Regions from separate parts of the Mus musculus genome. Here regions 1 and 3 are each linked to region 2. The links are chromatin contacts, found by Hi-C or POLR2A ChIA-PET in ENCODE. All regions are on one chromosome and are shown on one strand. The core of a region is the stretch at or near the end of the contact, and the rest is flanking DNA. Distances in the headings are between cores, read along the strand shown.

Evidence for each region. A loop is a pair of places that touch in the nucleus more often than their neighbours do. ChIA-PET counts read pairs that join two places held with the same protein, here RNA polymerase II (POLR2A).
Region 1: a map of heart shows a loop between it and region 2 (3-fold over the local background). The contact joins the promoter of Chfr here to the promoter of Crlf2 in region 2. A Hi-C loop is called at or near these places in 4 of 37 maps with a recorded cell type or tissue (Patski, heart and v-Abl transformed pro-B cells). POLR2A ChIA-PET finds 5 or more read pairs at or near these places in 2 of 5 experiments (Patski and embryonic stem cell).
Region 3: a map of T-helper 2 cell shows a loop between it and region 2 (7-fold over the local background). The contact joins the promoter of Pxmp2 here to the promoter of Crlf2 in region 2. A Hi-C loop is called at or near these places in 1 of 37 maps with a recorded cell type or tissue (T-helper 2 cell). POLR2A ChIA-PET finds 5 or more read pairs at or near these places in 1 of 5 experiments (embryonic stem cell).

Annotation. Positions count from the first base shown.
Region 1 is chr5:110,133,513-110,137,701 of GRCm38, reverse strand. It overlaps Chfr (checkpoint with forkhead and ring finger domains), which reads right to left and starts at 1,872. Exons shown (of 18, transcript NM_001289577.1): 1 at 1,768-1,872; 2 at 1,508-1,651. The coding sequence starts at 1,640.
Region 2 is chr5:109,555,970-109,560,599 of GRCm38, reverse strand. Crlf2 (cytokine receptor-like factor 2) reads left to right here and starts at 1,607. Exons shown (of 8, transcript NM_016715.4): 1 at 1,607-1,795; 2 at 2,986-3,082; 3 at 3,433-3,599; 4 at 4,038-4,180; 5 at 4,419-4,581. The coding sequence starts at 1,717.
Region 3 is chr5:110,283,601-110,288,171 of GRCm38, reverse strand. Pxmp2 (peroxisomal membrane protein 2) reads left to right here and starts at 2,004. Exons shown (of 5, transcript NM_008993.2): 1 at 2,004-2,288; 2 at 4,419-4,526. The coding sequence starts at 2,167. It overlaps Pole (polymerase (DNA directed), epsilon), which reads right to left and starts at 1,853. Exons shown (of 49, transcript NM_011132.2): 1 at 1,723-1,853. The coding sequence starts at 1,784.

The DNA.
Region 1 (4,189 bases), core at 623-3,122, 580 kb before region 2:
AAAAAAAGACACTACTTTTCTTCTCCTCTGGCATTCAAAGTCAATTCCATTTAAAATCCCGTAAAACTTTTAGTGTGAAGATCAGAGAACAACCTCCAGGGGTTAGTTTTAGCCTTCCACATAGTATCAGCAAACTAGTGCAGTGACCTTTACATTGTTAGTGAAAGTAATTATTAAAAGCATTTCTATTAGAAAGCAGGTTTTTGTTTTTTGTTTTAACATGCAATGCAGTGTCTTGATATGTGTATTATGGTGAGAGGCTCTCTAATGTATGTGTATGCATGTGCACATGATCATGTTTGCAGAGGCAGACAGGGTCTCTCAATGAGAGCCTAGAGCTCAAGAAGTCTGCAAAAGTAGTCCCAGCAAGCAAACGTGGCTCCTTCTGTCTCTGCCTCCTCACAACTAGGACTAGTCATGTACCACCACACTTAGTTTTTTACATAGGCTCTGGGGATTTGAACTCAGGTCCTCAAGCACTTTACCATCTAAGCTCTCTCCGAGTCCAAAGCTAGGTTACACACAAGCAGTTCATGTAAGATTTTATCAATCCTCCTAGCAAAATAAGGTGGACACAAGTTATAGAAATCTATGTCCTAATCCCAGCACTCGGGAGGCACAGGCAGGTGGATTTCTGAGCTTGAGGCCAGCCTGGTCTACAGAGTGAGTTCCAGGACAGCCAAGGCTATACATAGAAACCCTGCCTCATAACCGCCCCCCCAAAAAAAACAAAAACAAAAACAAACGAAAAAAAGAAATGTATGTCCTTGACCCAAAGCAATCGATGTTGGGATCTGTGTATAACTTTGTTCAAATTCTCAGTTTCCTAAGTTCATTAAATAAATTATTCTATTTCCTGGGACTTTGAGATCTTTTCAAATAGAAACCCTGCCATTATAAGTTGCCCTCAGAGCACTGGTTTAACAGTGTCCTAGTCTTCCAGCATATTCTTTGTTCTCATTTGTCACAAAACATTTTTTCTAAAGTCCCTGTGGTTTATTTTTTTTCACCCGTCAACCTTTTAACAGTGGTGTCAAATTTCTACATACCTTTTTTCAGTTTTCCTTTTGTTAATAATTTCTAATTGCATTTCATTGAGAAAGAGAAGTGTACAGTAATGAGGACAAGATCGTATTTCGAAGGATATATTTACAGATCTATTTCACAAAGTTGTACTGAGAACTGACTGATATCCATCATCAAGCATCCAGAAGAGCAACTGCACAAATAAATAAGCCCATTTTATGGGGGGGGGGGGGGGTTGAAAAACAGTGCACACACACACACCCCCCGAATTCCAGTAGCTTCTGTATCGCCAGCCGGGTACTTTTCCCACTTCAAACCCCCTGTCGGTTTCCCCATCTAAACCCACTCTGACTAGGTCTTCGATCCTGTTCTAGGCCCTCGGTCTCCTCTCAGTTGGGTACCCACTTTAGGTCCCTATGCTTCATCCCTGTCTACCCCTTTAGCCTTTATCCTCGTCCTCACTCCACTCTGGCCACCGCACCTCTCCTCCTTCCGATGGTCCACTCGCGTTTCCAAAGAAGGATCTGGGGTTCGTCCTCCTCTGCGCCTAGACGAAGAAGCCTCCCCCAGGGTTCCTGCGGCGGCGGCGGCTGCTCTTCCCCGTGTAGCTCCATAGGACTCACATCTACAGAGACCCAGAAACGCCGGCTCAGGGACTACTTAAAAAACGCTCAGCACCGCTGCTATAGCCTGGCCGCCGCCTGCCTCCCCAGCCAGGACCCCACCCGCCGGCCAGCTTACCCCACGCCCTGCGCGGATCCCGGAACCGGCCTTACAGTCGCCGCCACCGCTGTCAACAGACATCTCGGGTACCCCAGCTGATCCACGGGAGGCGAGGGGGAGGGGAGCAGAGCGGTACGCCCTGTGATTGGCTGGCGGCCGTGCCCACCGAGAGCGACGGCTAGAGCGGTGCCAGAAAAGGCTATCCGGAGGGGGCGGGGCGGAGCGATCGGAGCCTGCGCAGATGAGAGAATGTGCACCTTGTTGCCATCTTTGATGCTGGCAGGCAGGCGCACTTACCTTCCTGCAAAAGCACGGAAGTAGCTGTGGAGGGCACCATGTTAGATTCGGGCCAAAAAAAAAAAAAGACCGAGTAACTTATAGATCGGAAGGTCCTTAAAACCTCACTTGTAATTCCGAGATAAGGTGCTATTTTCACACGTCAGATTACAAAATGTGAAAGCTTGGTACAGTGGGCCAGCCCTTCGCAAGGAGCATAATTTAAGATGTCAATTAGAATAGAAACAGGTAACTCGTCTCTGAGGGCTGATTTGCGGTATCTTTAAATCCTGTTTCTTAGGATCTTGTGTCATTCCCGAGTTGTATGCTACAAGCATGTTGGTGACCCCCCGGTGAGAGAGAAACACTGGCAAAAACAATGCCCTGGAAGAAAGTCACTGAAGACAGAGAAGCAAAGTCCACACACAGTGGTTCTTGAGCAGCTCGGAGTAATGTCTTTGCTGGTGAACAGCTTCAAAAAAGTATTAAACATCTGTTTGTTTGTTTGTTTGTTTGTTTGTTTGTTTTGTAAAAAGAAAACACATACACAGACACATTTGTAAATATATGTGGAAATGCGTCTTTGCCTATGTCTACAAAGATTTACTCAAATACTTTTGAAAGGATATAAAAGTAGCAGTGGCTGCCTCCGGGAACATGGATTTGTACCGGTCTGAAAATCGCCGAAGAAGACCCCAGACATAGATAATATGCAAAGACAAAGAGCGTTTATTCTGAAGAAACAAGCAGTATGTGGGTCACATTTTTTGAAATGGTGTCCGCAGTCAAGGGTGTGTGGGCCTTCTTATTGGGGGGTGGATATTAGGTAATCTCTAATGTGATTGGCTGGGCCACTGTTCACATTTGGGAACTGAACTGTGACCCTCACCCCCACCCCCCAGTTAAGATTATATAGAGTTTTTAAGCCTAAAATCCACAAACATCTGTGCTAAATTATTCCACCAATCAGGATTTAGGGATAGAGGGTTTACTTAGGAACTTGTCTTTGTTGTATATGTACCCTGCTCCCATTGATCTGGGTACTCAACTTGCAGGGACTTGACTTACCTAACATTCATGTCCTAACTTGTCACAGTACCCATGTACATATTTCTTTCTGCCAAGTAGGATGTCAATTCCCAATAGGCCTTAGGAACTTAAACTTTACTCGGCCACTAGTCAAAATGAAAGTCTTATTCCAAATAATTTCTTATATTGGTGCAGGTGTCTCTCTTATGTTGGGGTTCATCCTAGGGACAGCTTATACCATGAAAGTTTATACACAGGTGCAGGAAGAGCTATTGAGTGGTTGGTTCAGGTCCAAGCTTATTGCAAATGACACAGTTCTACTGATATCTAACACAATTGGTTTCCAAGGGTATAGAACATAACAGACTATGTAATCAACTTGGCATTAGAAAGTTTCCTATTAACAGCAAAAACAGGTGCATGCCTTTAATCCCAGCACTTGGGAGGCAGAGGCAGGAGGATTTCTGAGTTCGAGGCCAGCCTGGTCTACAAAGTGAGTTCCAGGACAGCCAGGGCTATGGGCTATACAGAAAAACCCTGTCTTGAAACAAAACAAAACAAAACAAAACAAAACAAACAAACAAACAAAAAACATATGAGAAAGTTTGCTTATAATGAATGGCACACTAGTCAGGAAACTGTTACTAGGCCTTACATTTTACCTAAGCCTTAACAATTTTAAATATTTGTAATGGAATCTGTGCATCTAAACATAGAAAAGAGACAATATTAATACTAGACCATAGGAATTTTAAAGTTTCATTACAATCCTTCAGAGTCACAACTGGTAATATCATTAACTAGATTGTTGTTATGTGGTGCATAATACTGTAATTGTATCATTCCGGGTTCTATCATTCAAATAAAAATAAATCCTAGATTGATGTTCCCTGCATAGCAAGACCCATGAATTCCATGCTCATGGAGCCAGGGTGCACTTCATTTGGTGTGAATTCCTTGATCGAAAACAACACTGCATAGAGTACAACGATGGTGGAATTAGTGAGTCTGTAGATGATAGTTTGTGTAGACGCATTCCATACAGAGTAGGCAAGTCAATATCCATGCTGTCATTCCAGAAAGAAAAGATTGCCCCCTTCCCAATGCAATGTTGTTAACTTGCTACCAGATCACT
Region 2 (4,630 bases), core at 358-2,857:
CATTGCATCAGAGCATTCACCTGGCTCCTGTGTTTAGCTGATCTTAATTAGGGTTGTTCCTATTCTCAGTTGTAAACACTGCCTGGCTCCCGCCATCTTTTTATGTATGCATTTTCTTTGTTTTGTGTTAAGAAACAGTGTACCTTGATGAATGTATCCATCAGCTTTCTTGTTTTTCTTCTGTATTATAAGACTGGTGCTGAGCGTGGTGGCACACGCCTCTAATCCCAGCACTGGGGAGGCAGAGGCAGGTGGATTTCTGAGTTTGAGGCCAGCTTGGTCTACAAAGTGAGTTCCAGGACAGCCAGGGCTATACAAAGAAACCCTGTCTCGAAAAAAAATCAAAAAACAAAAACCAACCAAACAAAAAGACTGGTGCTTGCTTTGAGAAAATAATCCAGATACACACTCCCTTGTGTCCATATTTATTTGTTATCCATGCCAACTCCTTGCTTGCCTGTAAGTACTGGAACCTCGTTCCCTGCAGATCGATGACCCAATTGAGGTTTGTCTGCAGCAGGAACAGATGTTTTGTTCCACTCACCAGTGATCCTAAGATTGTGTGGAGAGTCCTCTGGGGACCATGGGACCGTCTGCAGAGTTTGTGCACAAGGTGACCCGGAGCTGGTGCCGACTGGAAGGGCTGCAGTGCCCTTTCTTTTTTCTTTCTTTCTTTCTTTTCTTTCTTTTTTTTTTTTTTTTTTTGGTTTTTTGAGACAGGGTTTCTCTGTGTAGCCCTGGCTGTCCTGGAACTCACTTTGTAGACCAGGCTGGCCTCAAAATCACAAGAACAACGCACCTAGAGGTGTCACTGTTCACAGAAAGTAGGGTAACCTTATATTAATCATTAATTAAGTACATGGCTTACTCACAAAACCACAGGTCAATATGATGGTAGCCATTTCTCAATTGAGATCCCCGGTTCTCAACATCTTCAGGTTTGTGTCCTTATGAATGAAACCATTTTCCACCAAACTTTAGTAATTGGTGTAACAATGCACAGTGCTGCCCTGTTTGTAAGTTCAAATTTGTATATTACTTAAAATCTTTGTATGATTAAGTACGACTTTTGTTAAGACAAAGAAAAAGATATGTTCACTATTATCTAATATTTACATACCATTTAAGTTTCAACAAAGCGATTTACTTTTGTGCTGGGCCACCTAGAGACTGGGAAAGGGAGAAGCAGAAGTGACCTGGAACAGAAAGTCACACGATGGCCAGCCACCTCCATCTTGGTGAGGTCAATGTGCAACCAAATGACAGAACAAAGAAGTAGAGAGGAACAGACATATGGGAGCAACACCTCCCTTCTGTTTTTGGATAAAAGACACACAATTTTTATTATTTACAAGTAAGCCTTAAAAAGCACCACAAGAGCCGGGCAGATTAGATGGGCGGGGGCGGGGCCTTGGAGGTTTGGGGGCGGGGACAGGCCGCGAGGGGCGTGGTCGGGGCGCACGCGGAGTCCACCCCCCCCCCCCCGCCCCCCCCCCGCTTCCCCCTATCCGGGTGATTGATGGGAAGAGGAAGCCGGGCCACGCCCATGTCGGTGAGTCGCCGCATCCGTTTATTGCCGTGGCCCCGCCCCGTCGCCCCAACCCCCGCCCCCGGCTTCCCGTTTTCGGCTCTAAGCGGCCTGGGCGCCCTCGACTCGGACCGGCTCGGACCGAACCAGCTGTCAATCACTGCAGCGTCCGCGGCCCCGCCGGCGACATGGCATGGGCACTCGCGGTCATCCTCCTGCCTCGGCTCCTTGCGGCGGCAGCGGCGGCGGCGGCGGTGACGTCACGGGGTGAGGAGTGAGCGGGGGCGGGGCTGCCTGTCAATCGCCGCGGTGGGCGGGGCCCGAGCAAGAGCTACCAAGTTGCTTTTCGTCCCATCATTGCTTTTCGTCCCATCATGAATATGCAAATAAGGCCTCTGGCCCTCCTAAGGGCGATCGGATAGCGCTTCGTTTGCATATTCATTTTGATCTTTGCGTATGCATGAGCCCCGCCCTCCCCCCCTACGCTCGGCGCTTTCTCCTCAGTAATATGCAAATGAGACCTAAACCCCGCCTTGACCTCATTAGCATAGTGCTGCCGCCACAATCTCGCTCCTCCTCCTGAATATGCAAATAAGGCCTCTGGGCCGCTCCTTCTTTGCATATTCATATACAGCTTTCCCGCTTATATGCAAATAACGCTTCGCCCCTACCGAGTTCTCACTCATCGCTTCTCATTTGCATATCCATCGGGAGATACACATATTCATGAGCGATGTATTTCTGTCTTCCATCCCCTCATGAATATAGAATTGATGCCCTGTCCATATGGATCACTATGCATTTGCATATTTTCCCCACGATTTACATATGCACAAGCCTCAACGTCTTGCTCCAACGTCCCTGATCATGAATATGCAGATGAGACCTCAGATCTCCGAAATTGAATCTGCCCGCTCCTCATCATATACTGCTATTCTCATATGCACCAGCCACAAAGTCTTCCATCCTTTTCCCCTCATGAATATGCAAAGAATGCTTCCCCAGTCCATCTCCACTCTGGTTCACTGCCTGCTCATTTGTGTATCCATTGGTCGCTTTGCATAGTGGTGAGCCCCGCTTCCCTACCGCTTTCTTTGCGATCATGTATATTCAAATGAGGCTCCGACTTGCTAGCTGCTCATTTGCATATTCGAGAAGCGCTTTCCATATTCATGAGCCCCCAATCCTTTTCCTTTTCTCTGTTTGTGAATATGCAAATGAGGTGTCGCCCACCGCTACAGTTCTTGGGCCTCTCGTTTACATATTCATTCCCTATATTTGCGTACGAGCCAGAATGTCTTCCTCTGTCTTCCCCTGCCTAGTGCATATGCAAATGAGGCCCGGCCTGCTCCCAGCGCCCTAGCCAAGGGTCTGAGTCAGGGAAATGGCTGCGATGGCTCTTCTGGAACGCGCTGACGTCACGGGCTGCTCCCCTGATCCCCGCCCTGCCCCCGCAGGTGATGTCACAGTCGTCTGCCATGACCTGGAGACGGTGGAGGTCACGTGGGGCTCGGGCCCCGACCACCACGGCGCCAACTTGAGCCTGGAGTTCCGGTGAGTGAAGGGGGGCGGGGCAGAACTTCTGGTCTGTGACTTCCTGTCGGAATCATTGAATGATATATGGGAGGGGGCGGGATTTCCTCTCATTCCTCTTCACTCACTTGCTGTTCATTCTTTTAAACGCCTGAAAGAGTGGGCGGGACTTCCTGTCTAATTAATGATTGACAAATGATTAGGGACGGTACTTCCTTTCAGACTCTGATGAATGACAGGAAGGAGCGGTACTTCCTTTCTGCCCATCACTTTCTGTTTGAGGTGTTGAAATTCAGATGCTCGTGGGCGGGACTTCTGGTCCATCACTTCCCATCCAGCTGATCCTTCCCCCTTAATCCCCGACTCTGCAGTTATGGCACTGGCGCCCTGCAACCCTGCCCGCGATATTTCCTGTCCGGCGCTGGTGTCACTTCCGGGTGCATCCTCCCCGCGGCGAGGGCGGGGCTGCTGGAGCTGGCACTGCGCGACGGAGGCGGGGCCATGGTGTTTAAGGCTAGGCAGCGCGCGTCCGCCTGGCGTGAGTGGTGTGGGCGTGACATGGAGGGAGGGGGCGGGGCCTTGGGCGGAAGTACGCAGGAAGTTGCCTGATGATGTCTCTTCAACTCCCACTGAGTGGGGCAAACAGGAACTGGGCGGCGCTTAGACGGGAAGTTGGTCTTTGATACCGGAATTGGGCTCCAGGGGTTAGGCAGTGCTCTGATGATGTCACAGCTGCGCCTTTGGACTCCGGTGGGCGGAGCATAGACAGAAAGTGGTTCTTAGGAATGGGAAGTAGGCGTGTCCTGCTCTCTGAAGTGCGCCCCTTCCCTCATCCCGATGGGCATGGCCTTCATGAAACAGGCGGGGGTGGGACAGAAAGTGATGTCACCGCCACAACACCCAGACTCTCGGTGGGTGTGGATTAAGCCAAATGAGGTCACAGCAGCTCCTCCCACCCCCACCTTCCCCACCGCAGTGAAGCCCCGCCCACCTTGGAATGTGACGCTGCTCTGGACACCAGACGGGGACGTGACTGTCTCCTGGCCTGCCCACTCCTACCTGGGCCTGGACTACGAGGTGCAGCACCGGGAGAGCAATGACGATGAGGACGCCTGGCAGGCGAGTGAATTCATGGGGGGCAGGGCCGGCCCCTCCGTGACCTCTGACCCCACCTGCGACCTCCTGCCCCCGCACACTGCGTTTTCCAACCCTAACAATAGATGCATGGCCTTTGACCCCACCCATGACATTTGAATCCTTCCCGCCTCAGCCCGACCTCTCTCGCCTCTGGCCCCAAACTGTGACCTCTGAACCCTCCAGTGACCTCCGACCCCCTACAACCCCCCCCTCTCCGCAGACGACCTCAGGGCCCTGCTGTGACTTGACAGTGGGCGGGCTCGACCCCGTACGCTGCTATGACTTCCGGGTTCGGGCGTCGCCCCGGGCCGCGCACTATGGCCTGGAGGCGCAGCCTAGCGAGTGGACAGCGGTGACAAGGCTTTCCGGGGCAGCATCCGCGGGTGAGGGCTTGGCCTGGGGTTGTCAAGGCTTCACTGCGGGTGGGTGGTT
Region 3 (4,571 bases), core at 755-3,254, 730 kb before region 2:
CCTAGTGGTAGAGTATGTGAGGTTCTGTATTGCACTTCTAGCTACATATACACATGTAATATATAAAGTATATATTATATATACAACATACAATGCCACATGTAATAACATAATTATATAATGCATAAAATCTAATATATGTAAAATATATATTTATATATGCACATCAAATAGTTGTAAATGTAGATAAAGTACTTCACATCTCTCATCTCTAAACTGAAGTCTAGCATGAACATAACAGTATGAGTACTGCCCACCTCACGTGTCTTTCCATGGCATCATGGACATGAAGAAGTCAACACAGTAACTATTGTTACTGTTAGACTGAGGCTTGGATGTATGAAAAAGAACATAGCTCCTTTTTCTAAATCAGGAATGAGCTTGGTAGAGCAAGTAATAGCCTGAGAACCAGGGCCTTGAGGGCGCTGTGGATCCGGATCCTAAGAAATCATCTCTTCTCATCCTTAAGGGGCTATGGTTTTCTGTCCCAAGGCTGCTACCTGCTCTATGACACTGTCCCACCCACCTTTCCATAGAGGTACAAAACCTCTATGTAAGACACTGTACTTGGGGGCTTGAAGAAATGGCTTGGGGCTGGAGAGATGGCTTAGTGGTTAAGAGCACTGACTGCTCTTCCAAAGGTCCTGAGTTCAATTCCCAGCAACCACATGGTGGTTCACAACCATTTACAATGTGATCTGACTGGTGTGTCTTAAGACAGGACAACTACAGAGTACTCACATACATAAAATAAGTAAATACATCAAAAAAAAAAAAAGATGCTGTACTTCCTAATAAACTTGCTTGCATGAGCCATCACTCTGTGTGACACCTCCTGATCCTGAATGCTCTTATCTTCTCCATCTCCTCCTCATCCCCCTGGCCATCACTCTCTCAGGAACCTGTCACTGAAGAACCGCTTACTGGTCCAGGTCAATTACCCTGGCTGCTATGCAGGTGTTGTACAGCAAACCCAGAGCTTCACATATAATAGGAAAACACTATCACTATTCAGCTCTAACCGGGCTTCCACTCAATGAGTGCTCACATTCTGATACACAGTCTTTTTTTTTTTTTTAAGATTTATTTATTATTATATGTAAATACACTGTAGCTGTCTTCAGACACTCCAGAAGAGGGAGTCAGATCTTGTTACGGATGGTTGTGAGCCACCATGTGGTTGCTGGGATTTGAACTCTGGACCTTCAGAAGAACACTCGGGTGCTCTTACCCACTGAGCCATCTCACCAGCCCCTGATACAGAGTCTTATTCTGCCACAGTGTCACCAATCTCTATATACGATATCCACATCAGTTTCCTTTGTCACCATACTCTAGAATCTCTTGCTGATGTGATGCGTAAGGGTTTCGGCTTTTGGTTTAATAAATTGGTTTACTTCGCCGAGCTGGTCTAGACAGAATCTTCCTTTACTTTCCCCGTTCCCTTCTTGTCTGATGAGAATAGATGTTCACCCCTAGTCAAGTCACAGGGCAGGCACAGATATTTCTAGAGAAGCAGCCTGGGCCACGGAGTTGAGTTTAGCATCTCAATAAAAACTACGGAAACCACACAGGGCGAAGACGGGAGCCCGCCCTGTCCTCCGCGCCGCGCGCCGGGCCCGCTGTTTTCCCCACCCCTGAACCCCCGGACACCGCGCCCGCCCAAGCTTGCTCCGGCCGCGGCTACCGCCAGCGCCTTGGCAGCAGGACACCGGCTCTCACCGGCTGCCTTCGCCATCCGCGCCCGGCTCGGGGTGCCTCCGTCCACTGTTCCTCAGGACCATTGCGACGCTCCAAAGCTCCCTCAGGCTCCGGGGAGAATTTGGCGCGCTCTCCACGTGCTCTCGCGAGGCTACGGCTTCGGCCAATGAGAAGGCGCGGCCTCAGATGGACCTAGCCGGGGCCCGCCCCCATCGCCCCGCCCCGCCCCGCCCCGCCCCTCGGCTCTCCAATCCTCCGGCGAGCGCAGAGGGTGGGTCGCAGGGACCGGGGGAAAAGAGTGCACTAGCTGGCCGCGCGCGTGGCGGGACGGCCGGGCTCGCTGAGGGCGGAGGAAGGGCAGAAAATGTCAGGCCGTCCCCGCCCTGTGCCCTGTGTCCCGGGCCGGGTGCCCGACTGCCTAGCTGTTGGGTGGGCGCCCGGGGCGACTTAGACATCCGGACCGCGATGGCACCTGCGGCGTCCAGGCTGCGGGTGGAATCCGAGCTCGGGTCGCTTCCCAAGCGAGCGCTCGCCCAATACTTGCTGCTCCTAAAGCTCTACCCGGTGCTCACCAAAGCAGTCAGCAGGTGGGCGCCTACTGGGAAGTGGGGTGAAAAGGAGGGGTGCCGACAGGGGAGACTCTCCTGCAGGGGAGGTTAAGAGAGGGGGCGTCTGCAGACCAAGCAGCTCAGATATTGCCCGAGCAGCAGTGGATCTCAGCCTGTACGTCGGGAACCCCTTAAAGGTTGAACGACCTTTGTACAGGGGGTCACGTATCAGATATCCTGTATATCAGATATTTACGTTATGATTCACAACAGTAGCAGCATTACAGTTTAGAAGTAGCAGTGAAAGTAATTTTATGGTTGGGGTGACCACACCATGAGGAGCTAACTGTATTATTAAAGGGTCACAGCGATAAGAAGGTTGAGAACCACTGCTGTGGAGGAAGGCAGAGTTCTTCCTTAAGGTGCGACCCCGTTCTGCTTAGCCAGTAAGTGCTGTTTGTGTGTTGGGTCCCAAGCATTAGTTAGCCTTTGCAGTCTGAGTGTTGTGAAGACCCGCGAGTCAGGGACACATTCTAACCCTGAGCAACCCAGGCACGGTCGCTGGTGAACTCTGCCCTTTGAATTACATCGTTCGGTTTCCTAACGAGATATCCCTGTTTCTGTTCATTTCCATTAGTGCATTTTGTAGGTTCTGTATTAACTTAGCTTTTCCATAAGTGTGTGCAGAGTGCTTCCTGTGCGCGGGCACATAGCTGTGATCAGAACAGGCGCATAGACTTCTCTCGGAGCTAAGAAGAACGAGTCCATCTTCCCACCCCACCCCACCCCACCCCCGCAAAAGGCAGATAAATGTATAACTTAGAGCAGTTAGGGAAATTTCTCCTGGGTTGTTGACGTTGGTCAGAAGCACAGAGAAGAGAAGCGGTTGTTTACAGGGCACAGTAAGTGTAAAAGTTCTGGGGGAAGAATTCAGAGAATGTCGGAGGGGTGAAGAGAAGGACTCTGGTGGAGAAAATGACCAGGGAGAGTAGATAGGAAGAGGTAACCAGGGGTCAAGTCAAGAGGGTCCTTATGATCCATACTAAAAGTTTTGGATTTATAGCTTTTTAGAAGACAGCTGTGGTGGTTAAAGCTAGTTGTCAACTTGATAACATTTAGGAATTAAGCATGCCTGAGGGGCTTATCTTGATTATCTTCTTTGAGCTGGGAAGATCTGCCCACTAGGGGCGCCACCATTCCTAGTTGGTGTCTGACTGGAAGTGGAAAAAGTGAGCTAGCTGAACCGCACGCGTTTTCTCTCTCTTTTCATTGTGGGTGTGCTGTGAGGAGATCCTTCAACCTCCTGTTGCCTTCACTTCTCTGCCTTGATGGACTTGAACCTTTAACTGGGAGCTGAAATAAGCCATTGTTCTCTTAAGTTGCCTTTGTCTCATTTTTTGTTTGGTTTGGTTTTTGTTCATTTTGCAACATAAAAAGAAACTAAGAGCCAGGCGTGGTGGCACAAGCCTTTAATCCCAGCACTCGGGAGGCAGAGGCAGGCAGATTTTTGAGTTCGAGGCTAGCCTGGTCTACAAAGTGAGTTCCAGGACAGCCAGGGGTATACAGAAAAACCCTGTCTCAAAAACAAAACAAAAAAACAAAAAAAACACAAACAAACAAACAAAACAAAACAAAACAAAACTACAACATAGAGTTATTTGCTTAAATACAGCCCACAGACCATGTCCTTGTGAGGATCCCTCCTATTGCCTTTTACATCCATGCCTTCAATGGAGCAGCTGTGGGGATGTTGGAAGGCACACAGCCCCGCAGGTGGATGTCTCACTGTGCTCATCTGTGGTTTTCACTTTAGGTCATAGTGCCTCTATCTTCTGGGGCTTTACCTAACTTAGCAAGTTACTTCAATAGGGACTCATCCCATGATCTACACAGCAAGATCTTTTTTTGTTGTTGGTGGTTGTTTTTTGTTTTTGTTTTTCGAGACAGGGTTTCTCTGTATGGCTCTGGCTGTCTTGGAACTCACTCTGTAGACAAGGCTGGCTTCTAACTCAGAAATCCGCCTGCCTCTGCCTCCTGAGTGCTGGGATTAAAGGTGTGCACCACCACACCCGGCTCTACACAGGAAGATCTTACAGCAGCCGTGCTACTGCCATGCGGGACAGGCTCTTGTGTCTGCTGCTCATTTTCTGATTGTCTCTTCCTCTACAGCGGCATTTTGTCAGCCCTTGGAAACCTTCTGGCCCAGACGATTGAGAAGCGGAAAAAAGACTCTCAAAATCTAGAAGTCAGTGGGCTTCTCAGATATTTAGTTTATGGGTAAGTACCACAGAGATCTGCCTGCCAGCATTAGCCCTTCGGAAT